Regions from separate parts of the Homo sapiens genome. Here region 1 is linked to region 2. Evidence: chromatin loops called from intact Hi-C (ENCODE). Cell type or tissue: GM12878. All regions are shown on one strand. Each heading gives the region's core, and the rest is flanking DNA. Links, peaks and the distances in the headings are about the cores only. Region 1 has its middle 46 kb from the start of MED13. Region 2 holds the start of LINC02875 (long intergenic non-protein coding RNA 2875).

What was found. Hi-C counts contacts between places; a loop is a spot of excess contacts. Peaks named below come from ENCODE experiments on the same cell type or tissue, not always from the same donor. Only the 100,000 strongest peaks of a DNase experiment are listed, where the experiment ranks them.
Region 1: a loop joins it to region 2, with 7 times the contacts of the local background. A loop is called at or near these places in 7 of 110 quality-filtered maps.

Annotation. Positions count from the first base shown.
Region 1 is chr17:62,102,917-62,119,240 of GRCh38, reverse strand. No RefSeq gene overlaps it. Among named protein-coding and RNA genes, the nearest start is that of MED13, 46 kb to the right of the region's middle. RefSeq lists an enhancer at 12,075-12,637. In GM12878, for the core only: a CTCF peak has its summit at 9,596 (motif pointing right); a DNase peak (open chromatin) is centred at 9,570; H3K27me3 peaks cover 148 bases.
Region 2 is chr17:61,409,543-61,425,866 of GRCh38, reverse strand. It overlaps LINC02875 (long intergenic non-protein coding RNA 2875), which reads right to left and starts at 14,116. Exons shown (of 1, transcript NR_160788.1): 1 at 12,587-14,116. RefSeq lists enhancers at 8,584-9,131, 14,819-15,401 and silencers at 13,110-13,169, 13,190-13,249, 14,770-14,939, 16,100-16,249, 16,260-16,309 and 1 more. In GM12878, for the core only: a CTCF peak has its summit at 8,832 (motif pointing left); no DNase peak of the experiment used is centred there; H3K4me3 peaks cover 707 bases; H3K27me3 peaks cover 409 bases.

The DNA of each region.
Region 1 (16,324 bases), core at 5,099-13,098, 690 kb before region 2:
GTACAGATTATTTCATCCCCCAGGTACTAGGTCTAGTACCCAATAGTTTTTGTTTGGTTTTTTGTTTGTTTGTTTGTTTCAAGACAGAGTCTTGCTCTGTCGCCCAGGCTGGAGTGCAGTGGCACGATCTCGGCTCACTGTAACCTTCACCTCCCAGGTTGAAGCAATTCTCCTGCCTCAGCCTCCCAAAGCGCTGGGATTACAGGCACCCACCACCACGCCTGGCTAATTTTTGTATTCTTAGTAGAGTCAGGGTTTCACCATGTTGGCCAGGCTGGTCTCAAACTCTTGACTTCGTGATCTGTCCACCTCAGCCTCCCAAAGTGCTGGGATTACAGGCACCACACCCTGCCCAATAGTTATTTTTTTAATCCTCTCCCTCCTCCTATGCTCCACCCTCAAGTAGGCCCCAGTGTCTGTTTTTCCCCTCTTTGCGTTCATGTATAAAGAAATTCTTAATACCATAGCATCAGTAAGATATCAAGAAGATTAGTTGAGAATCACTGGGCCCAATACAATGGAATGAATTATTATCTATATTACCAGGTAGTTCAGCATAAATATGTGTATAAGGATTCTTCTTTTTTTTTTTTTTTTTTTTTTTTTGAGACAGAGGAGTCTCACTCTGTCACCAGCCTGGAGTGCAGTGGCACGATCTTGGCTCACTGAAACCTCCGCCTCCTGGGTTCAAGTGATTCTCCTGCGTCAGCCTCTCAAGTAGCTGAGATTACAGATGTGTGTCATCATGCCCAGCTAATTTTTGTATTTTTAGAAGAGACATGGTTTCACCATGTTGGCCAGGCTGGTCTTGAACTCCTGACCTCATGTGATCCACCCACCTCAGCTTCCCAAAGTGTTGGGATTATTGGCGTGAGCCACCATGCCCAGCCAAAGATGTTTTAATGACAATTATAAACTATTAAAGTATGAAGGAAATGCAGGTAATAGGAAAAATCATTTTAAATTAGTCTAGTAATTTTTAATTTATTAAAAGGATTGAAAAATAAGACAATACCATTTCAAAGAGTTCTTTCTCTAAGATGAAATGTGAAAATATCTAACAATTTTGATTTTGCTTCCTAATTGTTAATTAGTGATTTTCATTTGGGCACTTTCTATTAAGAAAAATATTTAAATAGTAGTAAATATATTTGCATAAAATTGATCTAGAAAAGCAATTCGAACTTGATTAATATGTAAATTCAGTCCAGTACAAATACATTCATGTAGAATTTATTGAGTAAATCTCTTACTATGATTGAAAACCAGGTGTATTTATTTACGTTAAAACTGAACTAATTGGTTCATAAAATATTGATATGAGAAAAGTGAATTTTTTTTTTTTTGAGAGGGAGTCTCACTCTGTCGCCCAGGCTGGAGTGCAGTGGCACTGTGTCGGCTCACTGTAACCTCTGTCTCCTGGGTTCAAGCAATTCTCCTGTCTCAGCATCCTGAGTAGCTGGGATTACAGGCACCCACCACCATGCCTGGCTAATTTTTATATTTTTAGTAGAGATGGGGTTTCACCATGTTGGCCAGGCTGGGTCTTGAACTCCTGACCTCCTGAACTCCTGACCTCAGGTGATTTGCCTGCCTCGGCCTCCCAGAGTGCTAGGATTACAGGCGTGAGCCACCATGCCTGGCCAAAAAGTGAAGTTATTTATAATCCTACCACCAAAAGAAAACAATTTTGTTATATGGTTGTTTTTTTTTTTTTCAGACGGAGTCTCACTCTGTCACCCAGGCTGGAGTGCAGTGGCGAGATCTCGGCTCACTGCGAGCTCCGCCTCCCGGGTTCGCCAGGTTCACCGGGTTCACGCCATTTTCCTGCCTCAGCCTCCCGAGTGGCTGGGACTACAGGCGCCCGCCACCACGCCCGGCTAATTTTTTGTGTTTTTAGTAGAGACGGGGTTTCACCGTGTTAGCCAGGATGGTCTCGATCTCCTGACCTCTTGATCCGCCTGCCTCAGCCTCCCAAAGTGCTGGGATTACAGGCATGAGCCACCTCGCCCGGCCTGTTATATGTTTTTAATTTGACTTTTTGTAATATTTTAGCAGGACAGTAACCAAAAGAAAAAAATGACACCAACTTTTTTCATTTATTACCAACTTTAATTACATGACACCAAATGCAAAATGAAACTAATTATTCCTAATGCAGTTGTCCTATAAATATATTTTTTTCTATGTAGAATTTTTTTTTTTTTTTTGCCATCTGGAATATAAACTTGAAGATACCCATTCAAATGATGTGAATAGCATACCTGTTATTAAAGCTGTATGAATAGACCATTCCATTTGGGGAGAACATACAAGAGCAGTGATTTAAAATCCCAGGCCAGCAATGACTTGCATCATTGTCTTCAACTAATCAAAAAAAAAAGGAAATATAACCATAGTTTATCAGTGCTCATGACAACCCTAGGTAGTAATTGCTTAGCTCCTTTTTCAGGCTCATTTGCTTTTGCTTTTTGTTGAATGATTCCAGTGGTAAATAAAGCTTTTAATAATTTTGTAGAAAAAAATTATGTAGCAAGGCTTTTCAAGATTTGCTACAAAAAATTGGCAGTTAAGTTCTACAGTCTGATTATATCCCTCAACCATCAATCAGAAGGATGAACCAGTGTTTTCAAATGTATGTTTTAGGAATCCAGTTAAAATTAGTCCTTTGGTAGTTTGTTTTATTTTTATTTTCTTTTTTCTTTTTTTTTTTTTTTTTGAGACTGAGTTTCGCTCTTGTTGACCAGGCTGGAGTTGGAGTGCAATGGCATGATCTTGGCTCACCACAACCTCTGCCTCCTGGGTTCAAGCGATTCTCCTGCCCCAGCCTCCCGAGTAGCTGGGATTACAGGCGTGTGCCACCACGCCCGGCTAATTTTGTACTTTTAGTAGAGATGGGGTTTCTCCATGTTGGTCAGGCTGGTCTCCAACTCCCGACCTCAGGTGATCTGCCTGCCTTAGCCTCCCAAAGTGCGGGATTACAGGTGTGAGCCACTGCTCCCAGCCTTATTTTATTTTTTTATGTGACATTTGATGCATATGAAAGAATACAGGTGATGTGTAAATGTGAAATATAATAAAATGAGTCCCTGTTCCCTGCCACCCAGTGTAAGAACTAGAACATTACTTTTGCCTTTTTACCTTGTTCTTGTTCTTCTCCCTATCCCACTCTTCTATCCCCCTTGTCAAGAGGTAACCACTATCCTGAATTTTGAGTATTTCACTCTTGCTTTGTGTGTGTGTGTGTGTGTGTGTGTGTGTGTGTGTGTGTGTGTGACAAGTTCCTGCTCTGTCGCCCAGGCTGGAGGCTGGAGTGCAGTGGCGCAATCTCGGCTCACCGTAACCTCCATCTCCCGTGTTCAAGCATTATCTTGCCTCATTCTCCTGAGTAGCTAGAATTACAGGCTTGTGCCACCACGCCCAGCTAATTTTTGTATTTTTAGTAGGGAGGGGGTTTCACCATGTTGACCAGGCTGTGCTCAAACTCCTGACCTCAAGTGATCCACCTGCCTGGGCCTCCAAAAGTGCTGGGATTACAGGCCTGAGCCACCATGCCCAGCCTCACTCTTGCATTTTAAAAGTAATTTCATCATGCACAGTCAATATTTCTTTTTTTCTTTTCTTTTCTTTCTTTCTTTTTTTTTGTGGGGGGGGGATGAAGTCTCGCTCTGTAGCCCAGGCTAGAGTGAAGTGGCATGATCTCGGCTCACTGCAGCCTCAGCCTCCTGGGTTCAAGCAATTCTCCTGCCTCAGCCTCCCAAGTATCTGGGATTACAGCCACGTGCCACTGCACCCAGCTAATTTTTTGTATTTTTTAGTAGAGATGGGGTTTTACCATGTTGGCCAGGCTGGTCTTGAACTCCCAACCTCAGGTGATCTGCCCACCTAGGCCTCCCAAAATGCTAGGATTACAGGCGTGAGCCACCACGCCCTGCCGCATGTCAGTATTTCTAACCAATATATTATTTAGTTTTGTTTGTGAGCATTATAAAAATTATACTCTGTATGCAATCTCCTGCCGTCTGCTTTTTTCACTTAGCAGTGTTTCTAAGATTCATCAACTTTGTTACATATGGCTGAAGCAGTGTTTTATTACCTGCTTTTTCCTCTCAGCATTGTGTTTCTAAGCTACATCCTTGTTGCTGTATATCTGTAGGCCCTTGGGCTTTCTCTCTCAGCCAGTTTCCTTATCTTAAAATAGAAACAATAATAGTAATTACTACGTAGGGCTATTGTGAGCACTAATATAACTATTGTTATGTTTCCTTTTAAAAAAAAGTCTTCTGGTAGCTTCTTTGTTCTTTTTAGGTGCTCTGGCTTTTTTTCTCTGGGACTTTTAAGGTGTTAATTTTTGGCATTGGTGATGTTTCATCACAATATGTCTAGGTGTAGAGTTCTGTTTGTCATTCTTGATATGTGCTGTGCTTTCTTTGTCCATGGATTCATCTTTAATCAGTTCAGTAAATCTTTTCTTTGGAGATGGAGTCTCATTCTGTCACCCAGGCTGGAGTGCAGTGGCATGATCTCAGCTCACTGCAACCTCTGCCTCCTGGCTTCAATCAATTCTCTTGCCTTAGCCTCCTGAGTAGCTGGTATTACAGGTGTCCATCACCACATCCAGATAATTTTTGTATTTTTGGTAGAGACGGGGTTTCACCATGTTGGCCAGGCTCGTTTTGAGCTCCTGACCTTAGGTGATCCAACTGCCTCAGCCTCCCAAAGAGCTGGGATTATAGGCATGAGCCACTGCACCTGGCCTCAGGAAAATTTTTGAACTGATACTTCTCAATATTGCCTTTTTCCTATCTATTCTTTCCCTTTGGAACTCTAATTAGACATATGTTAAATTTTGTTCTGCCTTCCATGCCTTTTAACCTCCATGCCTTTTAACTTGCTGTGCTGAATTTTGGGTGATTTCCTCAGATATAAATTCCTGGTCACTAATTCTGTCTTTAGCTATTTTTATTCTATTTTTAACACATTCACTGAGTCACTAATTTCAAAATCTATATATATTGGTCCTAAAAGTTCTATTTGGTTCTTTTTCTAATTTTTCTGGTCATTTTAATAGTTCCTTGCTTCTTTCTCTATTTCATTCCATATTTGGTTTCTTTAAGTTGTTCATAAATCTTACTTAATAATCTGTATATGACAATTCTGATTCCAATTCTTCATTTCTTACAGATACAAATTTATTGTTTGTTGTTTCTATTCATCCTAACTCATGATGTCTTATAGGGCAGTGGCATGACCTCAGCTCACTGCAACCTCCACCTCCTGGGTTCAAGTGATTCTCCTGACTCAGCCTCCCGAGTAGCTGCGATTACAGGCACATGCTACCATGCATGGCTAATTTTTTGTATTTTCAGTAGAGACGGGGTTTCACTATGTTGGCCTGGCTAGTCTTGAACTCCTGACCTCATGATCTGCCCACCTTGGCCTCCCAAACTGCTGGGATTACAGGCATGAGCCACTGCGCCCAGCCAGTGATTCCAATGATTTTTTTCTTAATTGTGAGCTTATATTTTATTTAACTTAATTGTGGAAATCCCAAGGACACGCACTGAGAGTTGCTTTCCTCCAGAGAGTACCTGCATTTGATTCTGTAGGGAGCTCTCAGATAAAATTGATCAGGGATCTCTGAAGCTCCCTTTGCAGAATCAGGCTCAATGACTCAGGTGTAATTGCCACACCTTGCAGTGCACTTCCAAGCTTAGTCTCCTTGTTCTAGGACTGGTACTGGCTGGTACTGGCCTTTCCGACTTTTATGCTTATTGTTTCCCGTTCTTGTTTGAACTCACTTTTTAAAAAATTTTTGACCCCTTTCATGAAACCCTAGAAAAAATTAAAAATGTATGTTAGTTGTAATTCAAATCAAGATTTAATATATCTTAGCTAATGGGCCCTTTATCCAGCTTTCCAGGTTACCAAAAATAGATGTTCACACAATATTTCTAGCCAAGTAACAATTATTGGATAAAAGTTGTGGAGGATTCTTCCTTTAGTATAATTTTTTTTTTTTTTTAGATAGAGTCTTGCTCTATCACCAGGCTGGAGTGCAGTGGCACCATCTCTGCTCACTGCAAACTTCACCTCCAGGTTCAAGAGATTCTCCTGAGCCTCAGCCTCCTGAGTAACTGGGACTACAGATGCCCACCACCATGCCCAGCTAATTTTTGTATTTTTAGTAGAGGCGGGGTTTCACCATGTTGGCCAGGATGGTCTCAATCTCCTGACTTCGTGATCCACCCGCCTTGGCCTCCCAAAGTGCTGGGATTACAGGTATGAGCCACCGCGCCCAGCTGCTAAGCTCTTTATAAACATTGTTTCATTGGCTACTTACAACAACCCTGTAAGATGGGTATCAATATCCCAATTTGACAGTCGAGAATACTGAGAGTCACAGAGACCAAAGTGTAAGATGTTGGTACCATTATTGAGGAACTCCTTATTTTCACTGTGAAATAATATACAGTTATATATATATATCTGATGATGAAGGGCAGAGGGTTCCTCAAGGTGAATTCAGAACTACCATATCTCAACTACCTGGAAGATTTTATTGCAAGTAATGAGCAGTATTTTATAAGGATGCATGCATGTCCCCCAGGGTGCCTGCTATGCTAAAACCTCCACCTTGAAGAAGCAATGTGCTTTTGATAAAAGCAACTTTAGCTATGAAGACTCCATTGCAATTTGTACAGCTGTGTAATCGAAACTACTAAAAGGCAAGTTAATATATTATTCTACTCACAGAATAGCAGTTTGATTCCTATGACTTCTTGGCACATCTGTTTGGGATATAAATCCTAAGCAGACTGAGCTGTCACTTTCTAAATCTTCAAAATGCTTTACTAAGCAAAGTCTTTAGTGTGGTTAAGGGGAGAAAAAAAATTAATAGACTCCCAAGTGAGTGGAGTAGTCTAGCTCACTGCACAGTGTTTAAGGCAGGTGCAGGCGAGACTGGGGACTTGAAGAAGGTGCACTTTGAGTTAGAGAATACACACATGCCTACAAGCACCAGAAGGTGAGTCCTCTTGCCAACTAGATAATTAGAGAGGGTCTTTGGGGAATAGGTTGCCCATGTTTACAACGTGTTTAATTTTTCTTACTGGCAAGAGTTAAAATTACAATTAAGTAGGCTTGATTAGAGATGCCAATTATTACTGGCCTTCCCCATATCCCTTTGGAGTAAAATCCCTACCCACTCAACTTACTGAGTGGGCAATGGGCCACATGACCATGACTGCAGCGAATTGGTCACCTGGTCCACGGGTGTGGCCTTAAGCTGTATCCAGTGACCTATGCCTCTTGAGCTTTGGTTTAAAAAGTTAAGCAGAAGTCAAATCTTCCCTCTTGGGAACTCACAATAAAGTGTCACAAAGGAAAGCTTTGATTTTTTATGAGCTGAAACTGAAAAGCCACAGAGCTTCGGGAGCTAGAGTGGCTTTTTTTTTTCTTTTTTTTTCAGCCAGGGGCAACGGGAATAAGCTGAAAAGGCTGGTCCAGAGAGGGTGGTGCTGATTCACTGAGAGGTTAAAAAGCCCCTAGAGGGCCGGGTGTGGTGGCTTATGTCTGTAATCCTGGCACTTTGGGAGGCCAAGGCGGGTGGATCACCTGAGGTCAGGAGTTTGAGACCAGCCTGACAAACATGGTAAAATTCTGTCTCTACTAAATACATAAAAAAAATTAGCTGGGCATAGTGGTGCATGCCTACAATCCCAGCTACTTGGGAGGCTGAGGCGGGAGAATGGCTTGAACCAGGGAGGCAGTGGTTGCAGTGAGCCAAGATTGTGCCATTACACTCCAGCCTGGGCAGCAAGAGCAAAATAAAATTCCATCTAAAAAAAAAAAAGCCCTAGAGAAAGGAGGCAGTGGCTGTTCCCTAGTGCTACTGCTGTAGTTCCAATCCTTTCCAACGCTGTGAGGTTCAGTTGACTCAGGGTGTGGTACACATTTGTTTTTCCTATGAACCATCCTTTTGAATTGTCTTTGAGTAATGAGTAACTTGTCTCTAGTAAATTGACTGTCTGTTTCTTGCAACCAAAATAACAGTGTGGATCAGACTGTGGATCATCAGTATCCTGTCTAATGCTGCTGTGGGTGTTAGTACGTAGACTGTATTCCAAAGTCCCCTACTTCTTTCCTGTTTTAGTAGGGCTCTTACATTACAAGTGGCAGAAAGCCACATCAAACTGGTCTATAAAGGGGAATTTATTGGAAGGGCTGGAGTATCTGATGAAAAAACCAAGTCTGGAAAAGGACAATGGTATTCTTGGGCCTCAGGAACAACTAGAACCGAGAGCTCAAGCCCTGTCAGGACTCTAGCTCTAACTCTTGTCTCTGCTTCTCTCTACATATTTTTTTATAAGTTTAGTTTGTTGTTGTTTTGCTTTGTTTTCAGAGATAAGGTCTCATTCTATCACCCAGGCTGGAGTGCAGTGGCACTCATCATAGCTCACTGCAGCCTTCAAGTCCTGGGCTCAAGGGATCTTCCTGCCTCAGCCTCTCGTGTACCTCGGGACTACAGGTGTACGCCACCATGCCCAGCTTTGAAAAATTCTTGGCTGAGGTCAGTGGCTCACGCCTGTAATCCCAGCACTTTGGGAGGCCAAGGTGGGCAGATCATGAGGTCAGGAGACCTCATGGTTAACCAGGAGACCAGCCTGGTTAACATGGTAAAACCCCGTCTTTACTAAAAATACAAAAATTAGGCCGGGTGTGATGGCTCATGCCTGTAATCCCAACACTTTGGAAGGCTGAGGTGGGCAGATCACGAGGTCAGGAAATCGAGACCATGGTAAAACCATGGTGAAACCCTGTCTCTACTAAAATACAAAAAATTAGCCAGGCATGGTGGCACACTCCAGTAGCCCCAGCTACTCAGGAGGCTGAGGCAGGGGAATTGCTTGAACTCGGGAGGCGGAGCCTGCAGAGAGCTGAGATTGTGCCACTGCACTCCAGCCTGGCGACTGGGCAAGACTCCATCTCGGGGGAAAAAAAATCTTTCTTCTTCATACAGACTAACTTCTATATATATATGATGATCTTTGAGAGCATCCCAATGTCCTAAAGAGACTGTATGGCTTGTTAAAGCATAGGACCTGAGTCAGCTTGAGTCAGGTTGAGCTGGTTTTAAACCCAAGCTAAGCCATCAACTAACAGGGAACTGTTGGCCTTTTAGCTTAACCTTGACTTCTATATAACCGCCCCCCAACCCCATGAGCCTTGATTTCCTTTTCTAGAGGGTGGAGATGAAAAATAGGTGCCTACCTTCCAGGGTTGTTGTGAAGATTATTTATGATAATGTTTATAAAGCATTTAGTTCAGTATCTGGCATTCAGGTTAGTACTTATGACTTTCCTGCCAAATTCAAAACCTCAAAAGCCTTCTCCTTTAAGAACATAGATCTTAGTCTATCTTGATACATCAGCAAGTTGCAGGAGGTGAATTGAATTACAAGGGACCCTGCAGAAGTAAGGCATGCCAGGATCTGATAGCAGCTCTCTGAAGTAGCTCCATTAAACTGTCACTGGAGGGTGCTAATACGCCTGGGGACATTTTAGCAGGCTCTAGCACTGAAACTCACTGCTAGGCTAGGTGCACCCACCCATGGCCACCGGAGGGTGCCAGATCCTCAGGATGGGGAGCTGGCCCAGACACATTCTCAACTGGCCTAGAAGACTGTTCTTGGAGAACTAGCTGAGCTAGGGTAAGCAAGGAGGACCAATCAAGGAGCAGGTGCCTTACTAGCTTATTGGGGGTGCCATGCCAGGCAGGAACTCTGGAGACCTGGGACAAGACTCTAAGCAAACACTGAGCCTCAGGAAATTCTCTACATGGTCTTGGTCTAGGTTGCAGTCTCAAACTATCATGTCAAAGGGATCAAGCTGAAGAATCAGGGAACTGTTTTGTTTGTTTGTTTGTTTTTTGTTTTGAGACGGAGTTTCACTCTTGTTGCCCAGGCTGGAGTGCAATGGTGTGATCTCTGCTCACTGCAACCTCCGCCTCCTGGGTTTAAGCGATTCTCCTGCCTCAGCCTCCCAAGTAACGGATTACAGGCATGCGCCACCATGCCCAGCTAATTTTGTATTTTTAGTAGATATGGGGGTTTCTCCATGTTGGTCAGACTGGTCTCAAACTCCCGACCTCAGGTGATCTGCCCGCCTCGGCCTCCCAAAGTACTAGGATTACAGGCGTGAGCCACCACGCCCTGCTAGAAGAAGGGAAGTGTTAAGACATCAATACAAGAGCGCTGGGGATATTAGGAACCTGATTTGAGTTGAAGAACCTATACGGAAGTCAGACATGGCCAAGAGAGTGAGATAAAGGATGGAGCCCAGAGATATGACCCAAGACAAAGGTAGCAGAGGCCAGGAACCTTTGACAGACCATCTGTCCTGCAGGCTGCCATCTGGGAGGGGTCTGCTTAAAGTGTTGAAGTCATTCAGACTAAACTGTACAATTATTATTTCAGTCTAAAGTAAACTCTACTGATTAACTCAGTTATCCTCTAAGATAATAGATATTAAAACACAAAGGTACTTAATATGCAATTATCTAATGAGTAAAAATGATTTGTCACTTATTATATAAACTGCAGGTCTTTGTGCACCATCAGAAATCTCATTATGGTATAAAGTTGTAGAAAAAAAAGCACTAGTAGTAAAAGTTCAGAGGTGATTTTAAAAACATTTATTGGGCTGCAAAAATATAGAAAATATAGAAAAGGATAAAGAATAAAACAAAAAAATTATTTCTACTCTCATCAATTTTAATTGGTGTTTTTTTTTTAAGAGACGGGGTCTTACTATGTTGCCCAGGCTGGTCTCAAGGGATCTTCCCACCTCGGCCTCCCAAAGTGCTGGGATTACAGGCATGAGCCACTGTTTCAGCCTTTAATTGTTCTTTTAATTTTATTTTAAAAATGTAGTTTATGATTTATTCAGTTTGCTATTTTGCCTTTTTTTTTTTTTTTTTTTTTGAGACAGAGTTTTGCTCTTGTTGCCCAGGCTGGAGTGCAGTGGCACAATCTTGGCTCACTGCAACCTCCGCCTCCATGGTTCAAGCCATTCTCCTGCCTTAGACTCCCGAGTAGTTGGGATTACAGGCACCTGCCACCATGCCCAGCTAATTTTGTATTTTTAGTAGAGACAGGGTTTCTCCATGTTGGTCAGACTGGTCTCGAACTCCTGACTTCAGGTGATCCACCCGCCTCGGTCTCCCAAAGTGCTGGGATTACAGGCGTGAGCCACACTGCACCTGGCCCTATTTTGCCTTTTACACCTACCATTGTCTCATAAGTATCTTTATGTAACAAAATTATTTTTAATGACTGCATATGGGAGCCATGAATTTCATCTATATATATCATAAATTACTATAACACTTTCACCATTGTTGAATATTCAGTTGTTTCCAATTCTAAATTACATTATGATAAATACTTTTGTGCACAAAACTACATTCACATTTCTGATTAGTTTTTTGTTGTTGTTGTTGTTGTTTTGAGAGGAAGTTTCGCTCTTGTTGCCCAGGCTGGAGTGCAATGGCACAATCCCAGCTCACCGCAACCTCTGCCTCCCAGGTTCAAGTGATTCTCCTGCCTCAGCCTCCCAAGTAGCTGGGATTACAGGCATGTGTCGCCATGCCTGGCTAATATTGTAGTTTTAGTAGAGACAGGGTTTCTCCATGTTGGTCAGGCTGGTCTGGAACTCCCGACCTTAGGTGATCCACCTGCCTCGGTCTCCCAAAGTGCTGGGATTACAGGTGTGAGCCACTGTGACTGGCCTCTGATTAGATTCTTAAAATTAGTAGTTCAAAGAGTCTGAGCATTTTTTTTTTCAGATGGAATTTTGCTCTGTTGCCCAAGTTGGAGTACAGTGGTGTGATCTTGGCTCACTGAAACCTCCACTGCCTGGGTTCAAGCAATTCTCCCGCCTCAGCCTCCCTAGTAGCTGGGATTATAGGTGTGCACCACCATGCCTGGCTAATTTTTGCATTTTTAGTAGAGACAGAGTTTCACCATGTTGGCCAGGCTGGTCTTGGACTCCTGATCTCAAGTGATCTGTATGCCTTGGCCTCCCAAAGTGCTGGGATTACAGGCATGAGCCACCACACCCGGCCAGCATTTATTTTTATTATGATAACTTGCTGTAGCTAATATATTTCTTTTATGTAACTGAATTTATTTATTTTGGCATTTTTTTCTATTGACTTAATGATTACAATGTTTTTCTTTAAGAGCAAGATGAATATCATATTTTCTTCTAGTATTTTAAGATGTTATCTTCTTATATTTAATGCTCTAAATCAGCAGGGTTTCCTTCTGAGATATATGAGGTGAGAATTACAGTATTCTTATGGAAAGGCAAAGTACTTGTGACAGGGCTCCCTGCTTGTGGAAAAACAGCCACTGGTCTGGGTAAAGAGGACTCATGGTGTGTCCCGACTTACTCCTGGGTGACTCTAGCTCTATGCTAGGTGCCTGTACTAGGCACTATGAACCGCAGACATTTGGATTTTGCTTTTATTTATTGTAGCTACAGGAGGATTTCCAAGAATAGAAATGTTTCCTCTACTCCCTAGTGTTTTGAAATAGAGAAGTCACCTGGCCATTTCACTGCCAAGTTTATGAGATAGTAAAATCCAAACACTTAAGTGTTCATCTAGGTCTGTCTGAACAGCACCAGGCTCTAATGTTCCAAACACATTACTACAGGATGCTGGATACCTGGAGATGATGCTTCCAGACCACGAAGGTGGCCATGGTAAATGATAACCCATTCTTATGTCAGCTAGTTGATATCAACCAGCCTAGCTTCTTCTGCAGAGACTGACTGTTGCCCGAGCCACAGATCACTTATCTTGGGGCCATATGACCCTGCTGCACTGTTAAAGGTGTTGGTTTCAATGGTGTAGGGCTTTTTGCTTCCAGGTAAGTCAAAGCTGGGAAAGAGACAAGTAAGTCTTCAACTGCTAGAGTGCTTTATCTAACTCTATAACTAGGGAAACTTCTTCCTTTTGAGAAGGTAAATTTTGGTTTAGTAAAAGCAGAAGGCTGTAAGAATCCCAGGAATAATTGTACCTGGCTGGGTACAAAGTTTACAGCCATGATGTAGATAACCATGGGGCTCTCTAGCCCAATTCTTGGAGTTGGCTTGGAGTGACGCTTTGGCCAGTGGTCAAGGAACCTGGCTCCTGGGCTTATGTTCAGATTGGGAAAGTATTTCAGGAGATTGTGCAGGTACATATGACCTCCCCAAAGTCACACACAATGCTATTCCTTAAATGACTGAGACTCTACATAGGCAAAAGGCAATGCCATGATTTAGACTTACCAATCTATAAGGCAGTTTTTCTCTCATTTTCCTTCCAAATCTGGATAAAGTTGTAGGCTCCTTGAAGTTTTTATTTTGTAAAGACCTGTGCTAGAAGTTAGAAATCAGAGCAGACAGAGATCTCAGATAGAGGACTCAGAAGTGGTAATTCCATAGAGGCAGAAAGCCTCTTAAATCAGCCTCTCCACCTCCCGCATCCCAGGCCCATACCCTTTCTTTATCATAAAGGGCACTGGGGCTGGGAAGAAGGAGGTGGAGAGGCTGACTAAAACTGTCACGAAAAGGAGGGGGTCAATGACAGCTGCTTAAGGTCTCTGCCTCTGCCTCTTAAGGGACTATATGGGGAGGGTTGTCACATGGCACCAGATCTATTGTATCATCCCATTTACATAACAGGGAAGCTGCTTCACTTCTGTGTCTAAAAGCACTTTGCTCCAACTTGTGCTGAGCCAGAACTCTGGAAACAGAGATCATGGGTGAGATAGGGTTTGGTTGGGGGTGAGGGTGAGGGAAGGCACACGCTATGATGATGGCAGAAACATAGCAAAGGGGAGAAGGAATGGGGTTTTTCCAGGACAAGGGTGAGTCCTGGGCCTCCAGTGGAAGATAAGAATTGAGAGGCAGCATGAACATTGAGTGTCCCTAGTTTTTATCTATGCTGCAGTGGCCTCAACTCAGGTGGGAGAGAGACAAACTGGATCAGAGAAAGCTGCCTGAGCCCCCTGAGTCCATTGTTGTTTAGATCTCAAGAGTGGAACCCACAAACCTGAGCTCCCCTGGGATGGGAAACATGTCCTGTGACTAAGGACCAGGCTGCTCCATGGGCCGAGGATCAGGCTGTCCCATAGCCTGAGGCCCAGATGATCATCCGGTGCAGTAGATGGCATGTCTTTGCACCAGGCATTGATGGACAAAGTAGCCTGCCCTTTCTCAGACAAGCTCCGCCACCCGGTCTGCTAATCATGGAGCAAATAGAAAATGCCTACAAAATTAGCTGGGCATCATGGTGCAGGCCTGTAATCCCAGCTACTTGGGAGGCTGAGGCAGGAGAATTGCTTGAAACAAGGAGGAAAACGTTGCACTGAGCTGAGATCACGCCATTCCAGCATTCCAGCCTGGGTGACAAGAACAAAACTCCATCTCAGAAGAAAAAAAAAAAAAAAGAGAAAAAAAAAAAAGAAAATGCCAACTAGTTGAATTGAAACATACTTCACTTCATTTGGCCAACTGGCCATTTCCAGACACATTTTTCTCCATTGTTATTTTTAAACTACCATTGAATCTTAACTCAGTTATTTTAAATGATAACAAAGGAATGGAATTGCAATTTGCCTGTTTTCCTAAAAATCTTTCTATTAATATAAATGAATATATTTATTTCCCAAAATAAATGAGACAAAACCATAGTTACCATTGAATACAGCCAACATATTTATCATGTCATCAGAGTAAATTGCATGATGCAGGGCTAGGAATTCGTAACTTGTTCCCAGAATAATATTTATATTAACCTTCCCTCTACCCATCCATCTTTGCCTTCTCAGGTAAAAAAAAAAAATAGTTTTTAGAGGTCTCACTCTAAACAACAGAGAACTCTAAACAACAGAGGTCTCACTCTAAACAACAGAGGTCTCACTCTGTTGTTCAGGCTGGACTGCGGTGGTGTGATCATAGCTCACTGTAACTTCAAACTCTTGGGCTCAACCCATCCTCTCACCTCAGCCTCCCAAGTAGATAGGACTACAGGCACATACCACCATGCCCGGCTAATTTATTTTTATTTTAATTTTTTTAGACGGAGTCTTGCTCTGTCACCCAGGCTGGAGGGCAGTAGCATGATTTCAGCACACTGCAACCTCCATCTCCCGGGTTCAAGCAATTCTCCTGCCTCAGCCTCCCAAGCAGCCGGGACCACAGTCACGAACCACCACGCCCCGCTAATTTGTTGTATTTTTAGTAGAGACGGGGTTTCACCGTGTTGACCAGGCTGGTCTCGAACTCCTGGCCTCAAGTTATCTGCCTGCCTCGGCCTCCCAAAGTGCTGGGATTACAGGCATTAGCCACTGTGCCTGGCCAAAAGGGTTTTATTGTTTGCTTGTTTTTTGTTTTTTAAATTTGAACTTGACATTGTGAACATATCAGGTAAAGTTGAGCTCATCACATCTGAAAGATATGAACTGTCATTTTTGTATCTGAAGATGATATGCTATAACTATTCCTTCTGCTGATTTAGGCTTTGAGTTGCTTTACAAATTGTACTGGCAGATTTTCCTTGATCAACCTTCTGCCATCAGAGTCTGTATTAGTGAGAGTTCTTCAATCATACAAAACAGAAACAGACTGGATGACTTGAGTAGGAGAGAACTGTTTTGGGAGGATAATAGGTAGCAGATGGGACTCATGGGAAAGCTAGAGAGTCTGCTTGGAGGACAGGAAGCCGGGCAACTCTAGAGGTTAAGGTGGCTGGGGGCACAACGCTGGGACAATAGGTGCCAACCAGCTTTTAGTGTCTAGGTCGTGCCATTCAAGATTCAAATCTTTTTTTTTTTTTTCTGAGACAGCGCCTCACTTTGTCACCCAGGGTGGAGTGCAGTGGTGTGATCTCGGCTCACTGCAACCTTGACCTCCTGGGCTAAAGCGATCCTCTCACCTCAGCCCCGCAGGTAGCTGGGACTACAGGTGCACGCCACCAGGCCCAGCTAATTTTTTTGTATTTTTTTTGTAGAGCCAGGGTTTCGCCATGTTGCTCAGGCTGGTCTCAAACTCCTGTGCTCAAGTGATCCATCAGCCTTAGCCTCCCAAAGTGCTAGGATTACAGGTGTGAGCCACCGTGCCCAGCCCTAAGATTCAAATCTAAGGAAACAGTCTGTTCACCTCGCTCCCTGGCTAGGAAAGAACAAGGCAGTTTGATTTCTAGTCCCATCAAGACTGTACACCATAGAGGAAAGGTATTGTCCCAATCAGAGTGCTTTACCAAAATAAGC
Region 2 (16,324 bases), core at 5,085-13,084:
AGTCAGACAGAGTTGGAGCCTGCGCCTCTCCCTCTAAATCCAGTGCTCCTTCCCACCCTCTTGCTGCATCCGGTCCCTGCTTTCATCTCCCCAGTGGGAGATGCTTACTCAAGACACCCCCTGCCCCTTGCCAGGCTTGCCTTGGTATCTGGGTCACCTCTTCAAAGGTAGTCATCTCCCTGCATCTGCCAACAAAAAAGGAAGCAGCAGAGAGCTGAGGGGTTCCAAGCCTCTCCCCTCTGACAATAGTGTCACAGACAGTACCAAAGTAGACATGAAGTACGAGGAAAAAACCAAGGCTGGGCGGACACCCTGGGGTGCACAGGCACAGCCCCAGAGAGCGGAGAGCAAGGTTTCCCAAACTCGACACTACTGACATTTGGGGCCTGAGAATTCCAAATTATGGGGGCTGCCCTGTGCATTGTAGGATAGTTAGCAGCATCACTGGCCTCTACCCACTAGATGCTGGTGACAGGTTGTGAAAACCAAATATGTCTCCAAACATATTGCCAGATGTCCCATGGGGTCCAAAATTGCCCCTGTTTAAGAACCCCTGGCCTCACATTTCCAGGACAGAGTCACTTTAGCTGCACTCTTTTCAAGAAATGTATTTAATATGTAACGGATTTGACTTGGATGCTTTTAAAGGACTTTACACATCGATCAATTCACAAATTATTTATCAGGTCTGCTGTCCTGATTTAGGATTTTAAAATACGATCCCAAAGCATATGCTCAAATAGAAGACAGCTACCCTCTTCTAGGTTGGGAAGAACAGCTGAGGCCTGAACTCTTGCCCTCTGCCCAAAGGCCTGGCATGCTGGGGATGCCTAAGTCAGTGCCAGCCAGCCTTAAGAAGAGGTCTAGTGGCTGAACCCGAGGTGCCAGGTGATCTCTGGCTGAGACACAGACCGTCTCTCAATGTCTCTGCCCACTGTCCACATATGCCTTCCCCGTTCCAGAGCTTGGCCCATGAAAACAAAATGGATGCCCAAAGAGTAGCAGGTGCATGGTGACCTCGGCTCCTGAGGCCTGAGTGAGCAGAGGGCAGAACCTCTCCCACACACCCCCACACCCACCATTCTCAACATGGTGGATGTGTTCGCCAGGGGTACTGGGTTAGCGTTGAGTTTTCAGGCCAGAGGAGCAGAAATACCATCTACGCAAAGGATCAGTACTTTGCCCAAATTGCAGAAGCTTTTAATAAGCCTTTACGCTTCTGAAAGATGGTGAGACGGAGAGGGCGGGAGAGCTGTTTTCTGTTTCTCCCAAGATGGACACAAAGTCTGAGCTTCTCCTGAAGGAGAGCTTTAGACAGGGCAACTTCTGGCAGCCAGGGCATGAGGCTCTAGGAATGGAGAGAATGGAGTTGGTGAATCCTCACTGGCCATGGGCAGGGAGGAAGCTGCGCGGCCCTTCTCACTCCCTCCTAGTTCAAGTCCTCTGGCTTGGATTCCCACCTGGGAATGGAGATCCAGCCAAGCACGTTCAGACTCAGTAGGTCAGGATGGAACTTGGATGACGTTAATGCTTTTAATCAACGCCCTGGGCAGTTTGGAAACACTGAGGAGGCAAATTCATGTTCTTTGCTCTCAACATGTCCTTCTCATCCAGCTCCCCTCTCTCTTTGAGAACTTGGCAAGCTCCACTGCAGCCCCAGGCCCCCTGAGGGCACAACTGTGTCATGGACCTCCCAGTGCCAACCAGACGACTGCATTGAATGCTTGCTCAATATATATTTGTTGGAAAACAAATTGTCAAGTAGACCTCTCTATGTGCAAGATGCATATCCTTTTTAAATTTTTTAGAGCAGTTTTCGCTTGACTGCCAAATCGAGAGAAAGGTGTTTGTCTATTCATACAAATTTGTTCATTCATAAGAGGTTTCCCATATTCCCTCTGTACCCCACACATGCACAGCCTCCCCCATTTTCAACATCCCCAACCAGAGGGGTACATTTGTTACGTTCATGCCCTATTTTAATTTTAATTTTATGATTTATTTTTATTTTTTATATTTTATTTATTTCACTCTGTCACCCAGGCTGGAGTACAGTGCAGCTGCTCACTGCAACCTCTGCCTCCTGGGTTCAAGCGATTCTCCTGCCTCAGCCTCCCGGGTAGCTGAGATTACAGGCACCCGCCACTACGCCTGGCTAGTTTTGTATCTATAGTAGAGATGGGGTTTTGCCATATTGGCCAGGCTGGTCTCAAACGCCTGACCTCAAGTCATCTGTCCACCTCAGCCTCCCAAAGTGCTGGGATTACAGGTGTGAGCCACGATGCCCAGCCCCCATATTTTTAATGTTGGGACAAAATATACATATACAACATAAAATTTCCCATTTAAACCATTTTAGGTGTACAGTTTAGTGGCATTAAGTACATTCACATTGTTATGTAACTATCACCACAATCTATTTCTGAAACTTCTTATCATTCCAAATGGAAACTCTGTACTCATTAAGCAATAACTCCTCATTACCCTCTCCTCCCAGCCCCTGGTAACCTCTACTCTCCTTTCTGTTTCTGTGACTTTTCCTATTGTAGATATTTCAGCAAAGCACAATCATACAATATTTGTCCCTTTGTGTCTAGCTTATTTCACTTTAGCATCATGATTTCAAGTTTTTTCTATATTTTATAGCATGTATATACAATATAGAGCAAATAGCATGTATCAGAACTTCACTTATTTGTATGGCTGAATGATATTCCATTGAATGTATATACCACATTTTGTTTATCCATTCATCTGTTAATGGACATTGAGATTGTATTCAACTTTCAGCTACTGTGGATAATGCTGCAATATACACTGGTGTACAAGTATCTGCCTGAGTGTCTGTTTTCAATGCCTTTGGGTGTACACCTAAGAGTGCAATTGCTGAACCACGTGGTAACTCTATGTTTGGCTTTTTGGAGAACCACCATACTGTTTTCCACAGAAACTTCACCATTGTACATTTTCAACAGAATGTACGTGAGTTCCAACTGCTCCACATGCAGGGCTGGTGTGGTGGATCATACCTGTAACCCCAGCATGTTGCAAGGCTGAGGCAAGAGGATCACTTGAGTTCAGGAGTTTGAGATCAGCCTGGGCAACATAGTGAGACCTTGTCTACAAAAAATCAAAAATTAGCCAGGAGTGGTAGTGCACACCTATAAAGCCAGCTACCTGGGAGGCTGAAGCAGAGAGTCACTTGAGTCCAGGAGATTATGGCTGTAGTAAGGTATAATTGCGCCACTGCCCTCCTGCCTGGGCGACAGAGTGAGACCTTGTCTCAAAAAAAAATTTTTTTTTCCTTCACATCCTTGCCAATTTGTTTGGACTTTCTTTCTTTCCTCCTTCCCTTCTCTTCCCTCCCTTTCCCTCTTCCCTCCATCCTTCTTCCCTCCCTCCCTCTCTCTCTCTCTCTTTCTCTTTCTTTCTTCTTTCTAGTACAGATGGTGGTCTCACTATTTTGCCCAGGCTAGATTATAAATCCTGGGCTTAAGTGATTTTCCCTCCTCAGCCTCCCAAGTAGATTGGATGACAGTTGTGCGCTGCCATTCCTGGCTCACTCTCTCTTTAAATTCTAGGCATCCTGGTAAGTGTGGAGTGATATCTCGTGGTTTTGATTTGCAGTTCCTTAATGACTAATGATGTTGAGCATCTTTTCATGTTCTTACTGGTCACTTGTATATCCTCTTTGGAAAAAGTGTCTATTCGAGGTCCTTTGCCCATTTTGTAATTGAGTTATTTTTCTTTTTGTTGTTAAGTTGTAGAAATTATATATTTTGATATTAAATTCTTGTCAGATATATTATTTAGAAATCCTTTTTTCCGTTCTGTGAGTTGCATTTCTACTTTCTTGATAGTGTGTTTGGGTGCACAAAAGTAATTTAATTTTGTGAAGTTCAATTTATCTGTTTTTTCTTTTGTCATCTATGCTTTTAGAGTCACATTTTTTAAACCATTGCCAAATTCAAGGTCATGAAGATTCCCCGCTGTGATTTCTTCTAAGAGTTTTATAGCTTTCGCTCTTAAGTTTAGGTCTTTGATGCATTTGGGGGTTAATTTTGTATATCATGTAAGGTAAGGGTTCAACTTCATTCTTTTGCATGTGGACATCCAGTTTTTCCCACACCATTTGTTGAAAAGACTATCCTTCCCACACTGAATGATCTTGGCACCCTTGCCAAAAATCAAACCTTGTTTGGATTGATGATTTAGTATGACACTTGGAGTCAATGACCAGAGACCCTTTCAACCACGGAGAGCTGGTAAAGGATCTTGTCTGAGAGTGCGGCCGACCCCACCTCCCAAGCAATCCTCTCTATGGCAGTTGCTGCAAGGGGTACTGGGAATGATATGGCTGTCTACAGGAATCTACTTCTTCAAGGGATATTTTAACTCAGCACTTTAAAAGGAGGCAGGGTGGTTTTCTGGGAAGAGATGACAGATGTGCGTTTGAATCCTGACTGTCTCTAGCTCTACGGTACTGGAAGCTACCTTATCTCTCCAAGCCTCATCTGTGCAATGGGATAGTCCTATAGCTGGCCACATCCAATCAGTCTGCCCTGTCACTACTCCAATGGCATTACTCCTCACAGCTCTGTCTCATCCTCTTGCTGCAGGAGTGGGCACATGACCTGACCTGGCCAAATATGGTTTTCTTTGTCCTGTTCCCTGAGTAGATATTGGACCCTCATGGGAGCCAACCAGTCCCCCGAGATAGTTTGCTCTATGCACAGAAAGCAGTCTCCCTTTTCCCCTGGGAATAACGGCTCTAAAGACCATCTGAGCCTAGGCTGCCCTAGTCATTTTTTCTTGCTGCTTGGGTAGGATGTACCTGAGAGCTGAGCCAATAGAGAGGGAAGTCTGGCTAAGAGCTGGAGCCAATAAGAGCCCAGGCTTATTTGACTCCCTGGAACCAGCTATGCCTGAAGTCTACTCCTGCTTTTATCAGTTATGTAGAGTAATACATTCCCTTTTTGGCTTAAGCTCATTTGAGTTGGGCTTTTGTCAGTAGGAGCTAAAAGAGCCCTGACCAGTATATATTTCTCCAGAGCAGTTGTGTGGATTAAGAGAAATGAGGCCAGGTGCGGTGGCTCATGGCTGTAATCCCAGCACTTTGGGAGGCCCAGGCAGGAAGACTGCTTAAGCCAAAGAGTTCGAGGCTAGCCTAGGAAATATGGCGAAAGTCCAGTCTCTACAAAATTAAAAAAAAAAAAAATAGCTGGGCATAGTGGCATGTGCCTGTAGTCCCAGCTACTTGGGAGGCTGAGGTCGGAGGATCACCTGAGCCCAGGAGGTTGAGGCTGTGATGAGCTGTGATCATGCCACTGCACTCCAGTCTGAATGACAGAGTGAGACAGAGCCTGTCTCAAAGAAAAAAAAAAGAGAGAGAGAGAGATTGCAAAGTACTTGCCAGTCAGCACGCATTTTGAGAGAGAGAGAGACCAGCAAGCCTGGTTTTCTGGTGTAGCCACAACTGACAATAGTGGCAAAGGAGAATGGGTTGTTTGTATGGAGGGAGGTGGGCATATGATCCCAGGGGGCCAATCCGAGTGTTTCCCTGTGATTGTTCTAAGTAGAACAGCAGAGCCATTTCCTTTCCTTTTAAGCCACTAAGCTGGATTTCTGTAACCCACAGCTGCCTGCAGCCAAGCCCCCTGCCACATGAAGAAGCCCATCTGTGGTAGGAGAGAGTGATGCCAACACACAGAGAAAAGAAACGAGAGAGAAAGCAGAGAGAGAGAGACAGAGAGAGCGAGCATTCTGAAGGCCAGCTCCCCTTCCCCTGTGCTTCCCAGGTCCTGTGCTTGCCAATAAACTGCCCTTTTTCTTCAGCTTGAGTTGGATTTCTGTCCGTACGACTGAAGGATTCCTGACTAATATGTCCAGAGGCCAGCTGAGGTGAAGCCATAAAAGACCCACTGGGTTGGCTGGACAGCCAGGACTGTGATCCTCACTCCTGGCATGGGAAAAGGCCAACATCTTTCCCTGCTGAGCAGCTCTCACATCTGGGTCTCCAAGGCAGACTGAGACCTGGATGGGGACAGACAGGGCTGACGCAGGGCACTGACACACTTGAATACCCTCTCCAATTGCCACCCTTCAAATCCTTTCACTCAGCGATTGCACTGTCTACAGCCAGTAGACAGAACTGTCGTGATGACTGTGTGGCTAACTAACCTGTTTCCCGAACCCTTGCCTAGTTTGAGGGAGGAGGCCCAGTTCTTCTTCTCTGTTGGTCTGATGAGGGTGAGAGCATGGGTGGTCCTGAACCCCCATGGCCGACTCAATAGGTGAAGAAATGTTCAGGCAGGAGGCCTCAGTGACACTTGGTTTACCTCCCTGTGGCCTCGGTAGCACTTGGTCCATTTCCATGAGTTCTTATCATGCTATGCCTTGTGTACCCAGCATGGCACCCTACATTTCTTGACTAACTCATGTTACTCAATAAACATTGATTGAACACCTACATGTGCCAGGTATATTCTAGGACTAATGATAGAACAATGAACAAAGCTCCATTCTAGTGAGGGAAAGCAATAAACAAAATAAGTAAGTAAAATAGTCTCAGCGCGTCCAGTATCAACAACCAAACAGAGGAAGGGAGGAAGGGAGAAAGGGAGTGAAGGGGGTGAAAGTAGGCTCCTGTTTTACATCAGATGGCCAACGATGGCCTCTCCAAGAAAGAAGTCAGGGACCAAGGAGGGGTGTGTCTGGTACATTCAAGAAATGGCAAGGAATTGCAGGTGGGAGGGTACCATAGTACAGGCACTTTGATAAACAGTTTGGTGGCTCCTCAAAAAGTTAGCATTAACTGCTTTGGATGCTGGTGGGGAAAAATGTTAGAGTTATTATTTGATCCAGCAATTCCACTCCTAGACATACCCAAGAGAAATGAAAACATATGTTCACACAAAGACTTGTACATCAGTGTTCATAGCAGCATTATTCATAATAGTCAAATGTGGAAACAACCCAAATGCCCATCAACCGATGGTGAATAAATAAAACATGGTATCACCAGGTAATGGAATATGATTCAGCTGTACAAAGAATGAAAGTATCAATATGTGCTACAACATGGGTAAGCCTTGAAAATATTAGGCTAAGTGGAAGAAGCCAGTCACAAAAAAAAACACAGAGTATATGATTCCATTGATATAAAATGTCCAGAATGGGCAAATCCACAGAGACAGAGAGTGGATTGGTGGTTGTCAAGGGCTGGGGAGTGACAGTGGTGATTGTTGTGCAATCTTGTAAATATAGTAAAAAACCAGTGAATTGTACCCTTTGATAGTACATTTTATGCAAATAATTTTTTTTTGAGACAGAGTTTCACTCTAGTTGCCCAGGCTGGAGTGCAATGGTGCAATCTCGGCTCACTGCAACCTCCGACTCCTGGCTTAAAGTGATTCTCCTGCCTCAGCCCCCCGAGTAGCTGGGATTACATGCACATGCCACCATGCCCGGCTAATTTTTGTATTTTTAGTAGAGACAGGGTTTCATCATATTGGTCAGGCTGGTCTCGAATTCCTGACCTCAGGTGATCCTCCTGCCTCGGCCTCCCAAAGTGCTGGGATTACAGGCATGAGCCACCGTGCCCGGCCTCAATTTTTAAAAAGAAAGAAAAAATGGCAAGGAGTCCAGAGCACGTGAGAGAAAGAGGGAGGATGCGCAGCACATGACACTGCAGCCATTGCTCAACACATACTTGTTGTCGTGATGTGAAGGCAAGAAGAGTTAACCCCTTCTTAACCTCTGTCTTTCCACCCTGGGGAAGAGACCTCTGGCTCCCAAAGGGGTGAGAGTCAGGGAGGGCAGCTCCCTCTGGGCGCGGCAGGTTCCGGTGTCTGAACAGATGGGGACTGTCATACAAATCCCTCCTATGTCAGGGGAAAGATCAACGAGGCATGGGAGAAGGGGACACCTGAACCAACGTGACCAAGACCAAGACTGGTGACTTAGAAGGAACAACCCCAACCTCCATGTTCCCTTTCCCTGGGCCAAACCTTCCCTTTTCCCCACAGATAGAACCTGTCCTGGGTTCTCTGAACCTCAGTTTTCCTGCCTGTGAATGGGGGAGAAGGGAAATTATCCCTCAGCCTTGACCCAGAGCCTGACGGAGGAAGAAGAGGCAGGGCCCTTGTGTGATGGGCATGGGGGGGTGGGGTGGGGACAACTGCGCCTCTGCAATGGTGCCCCTGGGACCCAGGCCAGATGGGTCCCCCACTCTGGCTCAGATGGAAGCTGCAAGCACAGCACCTGGAAAGGCAGTGCATTAAGTCAGATGGGCCCCTCTCTCCCAGCAAGGTCCCCAGGGAGGGAGCCCTGGAACAGGTAAGTTTCTATCGGTGAGACAAGAGCATGAGGAAGTCTTGGAACACAGGTGCTGTCCAGGTTAGCTGTCCTATGTGAGGGATCAGACGACAGAACACTGTCCATTCCCCCCACTCTGGGTGGCGATCAGGGCAGCCACATTTCCTCCTGCCCTTTGCAGAATGAGTAGACGAGTCTATTTTAGAGATGAGGAAAGTGGAGGCCCAACGAGCCAAATCCCCAGAACCAAAGGTGCAGCTGGGATTTGAACCCAGGCCCCTCGGGCTGCACAGTCGGTGTTCTCATTCATTTGCCTCAATGTTATTCTCTGGCAGCAGGACCTAGCTAGAAATGAGAGTGGAGGCACAGAGCGCGGGCCCAGTGCCCGGGAGGCGGCAGTCAGGCAGGCTGGGAAACCCTGGCTGGCGGCAGGAGGGCGAGGGGCTCCAGGCCTGAACCCAAGCCCCGGACTCCTGGTTTGAACGACTCCAGATCCCCACCTAGTGGTAGGAGGGAGCCACTGCCCGCACAGCGCAGGCAGTCCACAGATGACAGTAATCCGGCCGGGTCACCAGCAACCGTCCTGCGGCAAGAAACGCCCCTCCCCTGGCCGCGCTTCCCTGGGAGAGGGAGGAGGTGTCACCAGCGCGCGTGCGCACGGAGGCTCATTGCCCTCAGGATTTCGTCGCCCTTCATCTGAAGACACCCAGCACGCAGGCCTGTCGAGCACCCCTCTAGTCTCAACCCCCCAGGTTTAGGGCACATTCAGGCAGGGTCTCCTCGGCCCGCGCCTGGCCTCCAGGAGGGGAAGGGGGCAGGCCCAACCCTGGCCGCCGCGCTGGGCTGAGGGGAATGTCCCCACTCGCAGAGCGCCCCCAGGCCCCATCCTCAGCCGCCCTTACGGTCCCCCAAAGGGACGGGAACCATCACTCACTGGTCCAGGCTCCTGGCCGGCCCCACTGTGAAACACCATGAGCAGGTGCTGGTATCCCCACTTTGCAGCGGTGATGGAGGAGTAACTTGCCCAAGTCCATACATTCGTTGACTACCAACACGAAACAAGGCGTGCGTGGGCACCCAACTCAGGAGGAAGAAGGCAGAGGAGTTCCCTGGAGAAGGAGCTAGTGGGCTGAGTTTTTCGGAGGAAGGCAGGAAGAGCACTCCAAGCCCAGGAAAAAGCATGTGCATATGCAGAGGCCAAGATAAGGCCAGCAAGATTAGCCTAGAGGTGGGCAGTGGGGATGGAGTCCTGGGGAGGGGGGCGAGTAGGCAGGACTCACACAGGCCCCAGTGCCAGGCTAAGGAGGCTGGGCTTGACCCCAAGAGCAAGGGAAGGCTTTGGGAGGCTTTAACCAGGGCAGTGACTTCATCTCAGCTGCATTTCAGGAAGGCTGTCTGTGCCACAAGAAAGATTGTGGGGGAAAACATGCTAGGAGCTTCCCCAAGGGACTCAGATAGAGAGGTCTGCCCTGGCCTTGGGGAACAAGGTTGTTGCTCCAGAGTCCAGAAGTTTCCAGACCCTTAGAGAGCAGAGAATCACTGGCACAGCTGGAGAGCAGGGTTTGAGGGCTGGGAGTGTCTGTGGATGGCCTGTAACTTTCTCCTGCAGAGGCAAGTCCTCAGGCAAGACACACACACTCCCTGGGCCTCAGTTCCCCAGGAGACAGAGGAGGCCTGGATGGGGAGACCGGAAGCCCTCTGGAGCTCTCCACAGGGTACTCAAGTGTACTTGGAGGAGGGGCCTCTGGCCCAGGACCTGGGGGTGGGGGGGCTATCCTGGAGGGACCAGGTGCACTTCATTCACTCATCCAGCAAGGGCTTTCGGCACTCCTGCCATGTGTTATGCACATACACATGCACCTACCACACACAGACACACACGAACACACAAAGACATGCCCATATGAAGATGCTTGGTGGGGTAGTTTCCTTGGGAAACCAGGCCAGTTGCCAGCTCCCCAGCCTCTCTGAGGCTCTGCGGCTCCTCTCTGCCCCCAGTTTGCTGGGGCTAAGCCTTTTCGCACCCCACCCCATGCACTGCCGTGTCTTCTCTTGGGAAGGGATATATTCCTTGAATGTCTCTATCTTCTACCAGATCATTGGCTCCCTCAATGGGGGTGCTGGTGTCTGTTTCACTCATTGCTGGGTCTCCTGGCCCAGTGTAGGGGTATGTGTGTGGTGATGGCAAGGTGACCTATTGGGTAACTTGCTCAGACCTGAGGGGTCTCCCAGAACTCAGGATGCCAATAGTCAAACCAGAACTGTCATGGGCAAACGGGGACAGTTATGGGCAGGCAAAGCATGGAAGTGTTGGACAGCCCCCCAAGAAGGAAATAAATAAGACCCAAAGTGGGAGCTGGATGAAGGAACTGACCAGCCAGTCCAGGGCTAAATGTAAACCAGTCCCAGGACAGCCTGCCACAGGGCTGAGCCAAATGCCAGGGGGACTTTGAAGCCCAGGCGTGTGGAGCAGGAACGCCAGGCTCCAGGAAAGGACACAGGCCTGGGGTCGGCCAGAGCCTGGTGTGGCCCTGTGACCTGCTTCTTTGACGCTGTATGACCTTGGGCCATTTTGTCCTCTGTAAAATGGAGATAATCATACCAGCCACCCCGTGCTGAGAATTCAATCAAATGTCTGCATGTTTATTAAGCACACAGTGGCTGTTCCACAGCTGCTCCTGTCGGGCTGAGGAGCAGGCACCATGGAGCCAGAGGACATCCTGCTTGTTCTCTTTGGGAGAGAAATAAATAATATTGAGAGCAAACATGAGCCATGCCCTGAGCTAAGCACAGGATGCAGCCCCCTCTCGGGTAATCCTCTCAACGCCCCTGTTAGGGTTTTACACTGAGAAGCCCCTGCCCGACCAGGGGTCCTTGCAGGCCCAGCTGGGCTGACTGGAGCCATGAGGCCACCCTCCCCCGGGCCTGCTGGACTTGGGCTCTGAGCCAGGCTGCTTCTCCCACGGACACACCTCCTGGCCAGGACATCCGGGCACTCCCTCCCCTGCCCCGTTTGCCCTTTTCCTGCTGCAAGCCTGACTCTCACCCATCATCACTTCATCAGCGAAAGTTTCCAAGGGCCAGGCCCAAGGGATTGTGAAAGAGCTCCGTCCTTTATTTACTGGATGGCCTTGGGCACCTCACTTCATTTCTCTGAACCCCAATGTCATGTCTGTGAAACGAGGACTCATAGTCTCCACCCGGCCAGTGAGGGTCGGGGAGAGGCCACATGTGAAAGCGCATTGACTGCCATGAAGGCTTCCTCGCAAGTAAGAAATTAGCCTGGGGGACCCCCTTAAACATGGGTGCCTGAATGGCCTTCATTGGTATCGCTTTCTCTCTTTGGGGTCTCTCTTTGGAGAGAAGTCACACACAGTCAACAAATTGTAGTGCTGGGCACCAAAGTCACCCCCGCCCCCCCGCCCGCAACCCACTAGTCTGCATCTCTCCAAAAGCAGCTTGCTCGAGGTAGAAGGCCAAGCTGTGACTGACAATCGCACCCCACAGGGAATGGAGGCAGCCGGGACTTAGAATGTAATTTCCTAATTGGGAATTCATCCAGGCCACCAACCCAGTCCCCCACCCCAAGAATCTTGGCCAAGGTCCTCAAGGTCTGTGACTCCACCTATCCCTCTGGCTCAGGTTCCTCAAGCATTAAATGGGAACATGGCTCTTCTCTGAAGCAGTTGAGGCTGGGGGCGGGACGGGGGGGAAACTGGACCCAGGTCAACTGGCCATTCGCAGATCAACTGGATTTTAGTCCAAACTACTTATTTTGCAGATGAGGCTTCTGCAGCCCAGAGAATAAAGTCACATTTTCAAAGAGCACTCACAGCTCTAGAGGCAGAGTTCGACCTTGTACCTATCTATCTCCTGTCCAGTTTTCCTACCAAGCAGCTGCTTCAGCCATAGATGAGCATGTAGATAATTATTAAATCACCAAAGATTTGGTCCTATTCTCTGCTACACTGTACTTTGAAAGAGAAAAGAGCTGAGAGCCTAGTGCAGGGACGACATCTGGCCTGGGTCCCATCACCCAGCCGGTGACTGTATTGCAGTGGAAATGACCCTCGACTGGTGTTAACTGGGCTGCTTTCTAGCCGTGTGCCCTTAGGAAACGTGTGTAGGGTTAATCTCTGAGGGTGCCAGAGCTCATCTGGGGACATAAAAGGTCAGCTGGAAACAGGCTTCTAAGCCCCACCCCCTCCAACTCTGGCATTCCCCAGCCAACGGGTCTTACATCCCCAGCCTCCCATTGAGACTTGACCCAGAGCATTGGTGGCTTTTAATCCAAGGGCGAGATTCTCAGGCTGACCCCTGGGCCCTCCCCAGTCCCCACCACCTCCCGCTGGAATAACGCAGCCCAAAGCCTCCCCTATGGAGGCAGGAACTTAGGTGAGCAGCTCCACAGGGCACATCCTGCCCTCGACCCTGAAGACCCCGCCCTGAAGAGCCGGATGAGGGTGGTGAGGAGGGCGGGTCGGAGCCGAGGGGGCCCTCTCCGCTGGAGGAGCGCTGGATCCCCGCCGATCCTTCCCCTATCCCGCCCGTAAGTCCTCACCGTCGAGTGGGCCCCGCGCTCCTAGGGCCGTGCGCCCCGCGCGCTGCGGATGCCAGCCACAGCCCCCTTCGGAGGGGCCCAGGAGGCCGGAGGCCGGCGGCTCACTTCCCGCAGAGAGAACGCGAGGGCCCAGCCCCGCGGGCGCGCAGAAGAGGACAAGCTGGGGTCTGCAGCAGCCTGGAAGGTCGCCGAGCTGGCGCTGCCGGGCGGTTCTGGCAGCAGGGGAGAAGGCCCCACCCCGAGCCTCAAGCCCTCCGCTCAGTGTGTCCGCAGCCCCGGAGTCCCTCGGTCCCTCGGCGGCCTGTGCCGGGCTCCGGACCCGGCTCTGCCTGTGTCGGTGGCTGTGCCTCCGTGCCCCGCTTGCCGGGGTCCGCAGTCTATCTCCCGCTCTCGCCCGAGGCGGGCTGTGAGGCCGCGGCCCGGGCCCTGGCCTGCAGCGCCATCTCGTGGACCTGTGAGGAGTTGCCGAGGCCCGAGGCCTGGGCGGGCTCTGGGTTCGCTCCCACTCGTGCTCCCGGCGGGGAGCTGCGGGAGCTGCCAAGAGGACTCGCTGGGAAACCAGGCGCGGCCGTCAGCGCTGGAAATCGGTGCTTCCGGAGTGGGTTTGGGGTCCCCGGCCCCATCCAATAGGAGGAACAGATATGCGCCTCCGGAGAGCCCAAAAGGAAGTCCAAGTGCAAAACCGCCCCGGGCGTGCTCGGACACGTTCAGCGCCCGGCAACCAGCCTCCACCCCGAAGGCGCTCCCGGGAGGGTGCCCAGGAGACCCGGAGCTCGGGCTTCCTCCCAAGAGGGCGGGGGCTCCCTCCGCTGCCGCCCTGTCCTGCGAGCAGGGAGCGCTCGGCCTCCTGCGGGATCCCGCCTGACCGCCGGTGCTCCGCACCTCGGGGCCAAGGACAGCGAAGGAGGGGGAGGAAGCGGGACTGGATTTTGGGTCCTTCCCAGAGCGGAGGAAGGCAGGCTCGGGGTATAAATCCAGGGCTCGTAGAGGCTGTCCCTCAAGGGGCCGTCCCATAACCGGGAAATAGGGGGTCCCGGCCTCAAGCCGGGGCGCTTGAGCGTGAGAGTCCCGGGGAGAGCGAGGCTGAGCGCGCCCCTCCCGCCCCAGGAGCACCCCACGCAGGAGTTCGCGGTCAGCTGGGGAGGCGGGCCCGGGAGCTGCGGCCTTCGGGAGGGCAGGGCCAGGCCATACCGGTGGCTCCGGTTCTCCACAGCAGCGGCGGGGGAGTGGAGGAGGAAGGGCTTGAGGGCTCGGAAGATTCCGATTAACCCGAGAGGAAATGAGGTCCCCTGGGCCTTGGGATCCGGGCGGCTTAGCCGCTAGGGGTCTCTCGGAGCCCCTGCACTCACACCCTCCATCTCCGAGTTCCTCCGGGAATCGCACGCGCCACCCCACACCGACACGCACAATTCCCTCTTAGACCTCACACGCCCCACACGCGAGAGCCCGAGGCGACAGGCTAGGCCGCCAGCAGGTATCGCCATCGTCCCAGCACTGGCCCTCCTGCCACGCGTGTGCCGGCGGCTCTGCCGTCCAAGGACCCCGGGCCAGGCCCTGAAGGGTTAAGGAGGCCTTGCGGCACCGGAGCGGCGGGTACGCCGGGCGCCTAGGCTAATTGGCGACCCCGGGGACAATGAGGGCTGGGAGGCCGGGGAGGAGGGTGGCTTAATTGGACATGGGAGTGGCCTAGCCTTTGTCTGGGACAAGGCCCAGCCGCCGGCCGCGGGTTCCCGCAGTCGCACTCAGGCTACCAGCTGGGGCCCCGCGGAGCGCCGGGTGGGCGACTCGGAGGGGACATGTGCGGCGGGAGGTGGCGGCGAAAGTGGTGTGGGGGATCTCGAGGCCCTGGAGTCCCACCCCACCCCACCCGGGTTGCTGCAGCAACGACGCGGCCTAAAAACGGCCGCGACTAGGCCGCCCCGCCCGGCCTTCGCAGGCACCCGCCTCCCCCGCGCCCATGCCCGCACCCGCACCCCTCCCGCGACCCTAAGTCGGTGCTGCCCCCTGGTGTCCGCAGCCCTGTACGTAGGCCGCCGCGGGCGCGCAGCCGACTCTCGTCTCCCTCCTAATGTCCTGCTGAAAGTGAGAAGCCGCGGGACGCAAACGCGCCGCTCCTCTAGGAGTATGAGAGGCGTTTCAGCCCAAAGCGACCTCCAGCAAACGCGCTGCCCACGAGCTTCTATTTAGGCTGGAAAACGGGCTTCTCTGTCCCTGTCGGGTTCCCGGACCTGCCCGCAGGTCTGAGGCAGGGAAGCCAGAACCCACCCTCTGGGGTTGGGATACGTTCTACTGCAACCTCCCACTCGTGCACTGGCTGAGTCCCCTCCCTGCTCCAGCCGCATTCGGCGTGGCCTGGGGGCAGCACCATCCTGAAGAGGCGGGCCTGGTTCTCTCTCTCTCGCTCCTTGCAAATGTATCGGCCCACAAAGGCGTCCTGGGAGTCTGGGGGCCCAACTGTCCATTCCACCTTCACCATCACCGTTCCTCCATCTCAACGTCCCTGGTGTTTTGGAAGCCAGCACCCTCCCCAAGCCCCACCCTGTGCAGTGCCCAAGGTGGGCAGCCTGTTGGGGCAGGGCGTTCAGGGTCCCCAAGGCTTAAAGAGGAGAGAACTGGGAAGGAGGTGGCGTGCTCGGTGACCGACCAGACCCAGGGCTAAAGGAGTGCCCGCCCAGCTCCCACTGCTAGAAGTGGGGGCTGGAGACACCTGCTAGCTGGGCAAGGAGGGGGAGCTCACCGGCGCGGGGTGGGAGGCAGCTGTCCTTGCAGGAGTGGGTCTCGGGGAAGGACCAGCCTAATGGAGACTGACACAGCTGGACCCCGGAGAGACCCCAGCCAAGCCCATTATTATACAGGGGAAACTGAGGCAGGAATGGAAATAGCCCACTGACCCCACTCTCCACTCTCCCAAGAGGGATTTAGATAGATGAGTTAAAGTAAGACCTTTTAGTCCAGATTTTGCCACTCTAGCCAACAGCCCTGACGCGGAGGAAATGTTTGTCTTTGAGGTTCAGGAGGCAGAGAGAGGGGAAAGAATTCTAGGCTCAGCGATATTTGGCGGGGAGTACGGGGGTGGGACACAGCCAAACCCCTCCTCCGAAGGGAGAGGTTGGACAAGGAACACCCATCCTCCCAGCCCACCCACCCAGAAGCATTGAAAGGAGATGGGTTTCCAGTGTGGTTTCCCGGAAAGGGAGTCAGAAGCCAGGAGTCCAGGCCGCTCGGCTGCTCTCCTCCCGGCCCGGGTGGGTGCCCAGGCCCGTTGCGCGGAGCTGCGGGAGCGGCCGGCAGGGGGAGTCCAGCCCCGGCCTGGGACGCACCCCGCGTCCCGCGCCGGCGCCGCCCGGCCTCGCGGCTCCGCCAGCGCCCCAGCCGCCCTGCCGCCGTGCCGCCCTGCCGTCCCCGGGGTGCAGCTGCCGCCGGGCGAGGGGCGCGCAGCCTTTTGTC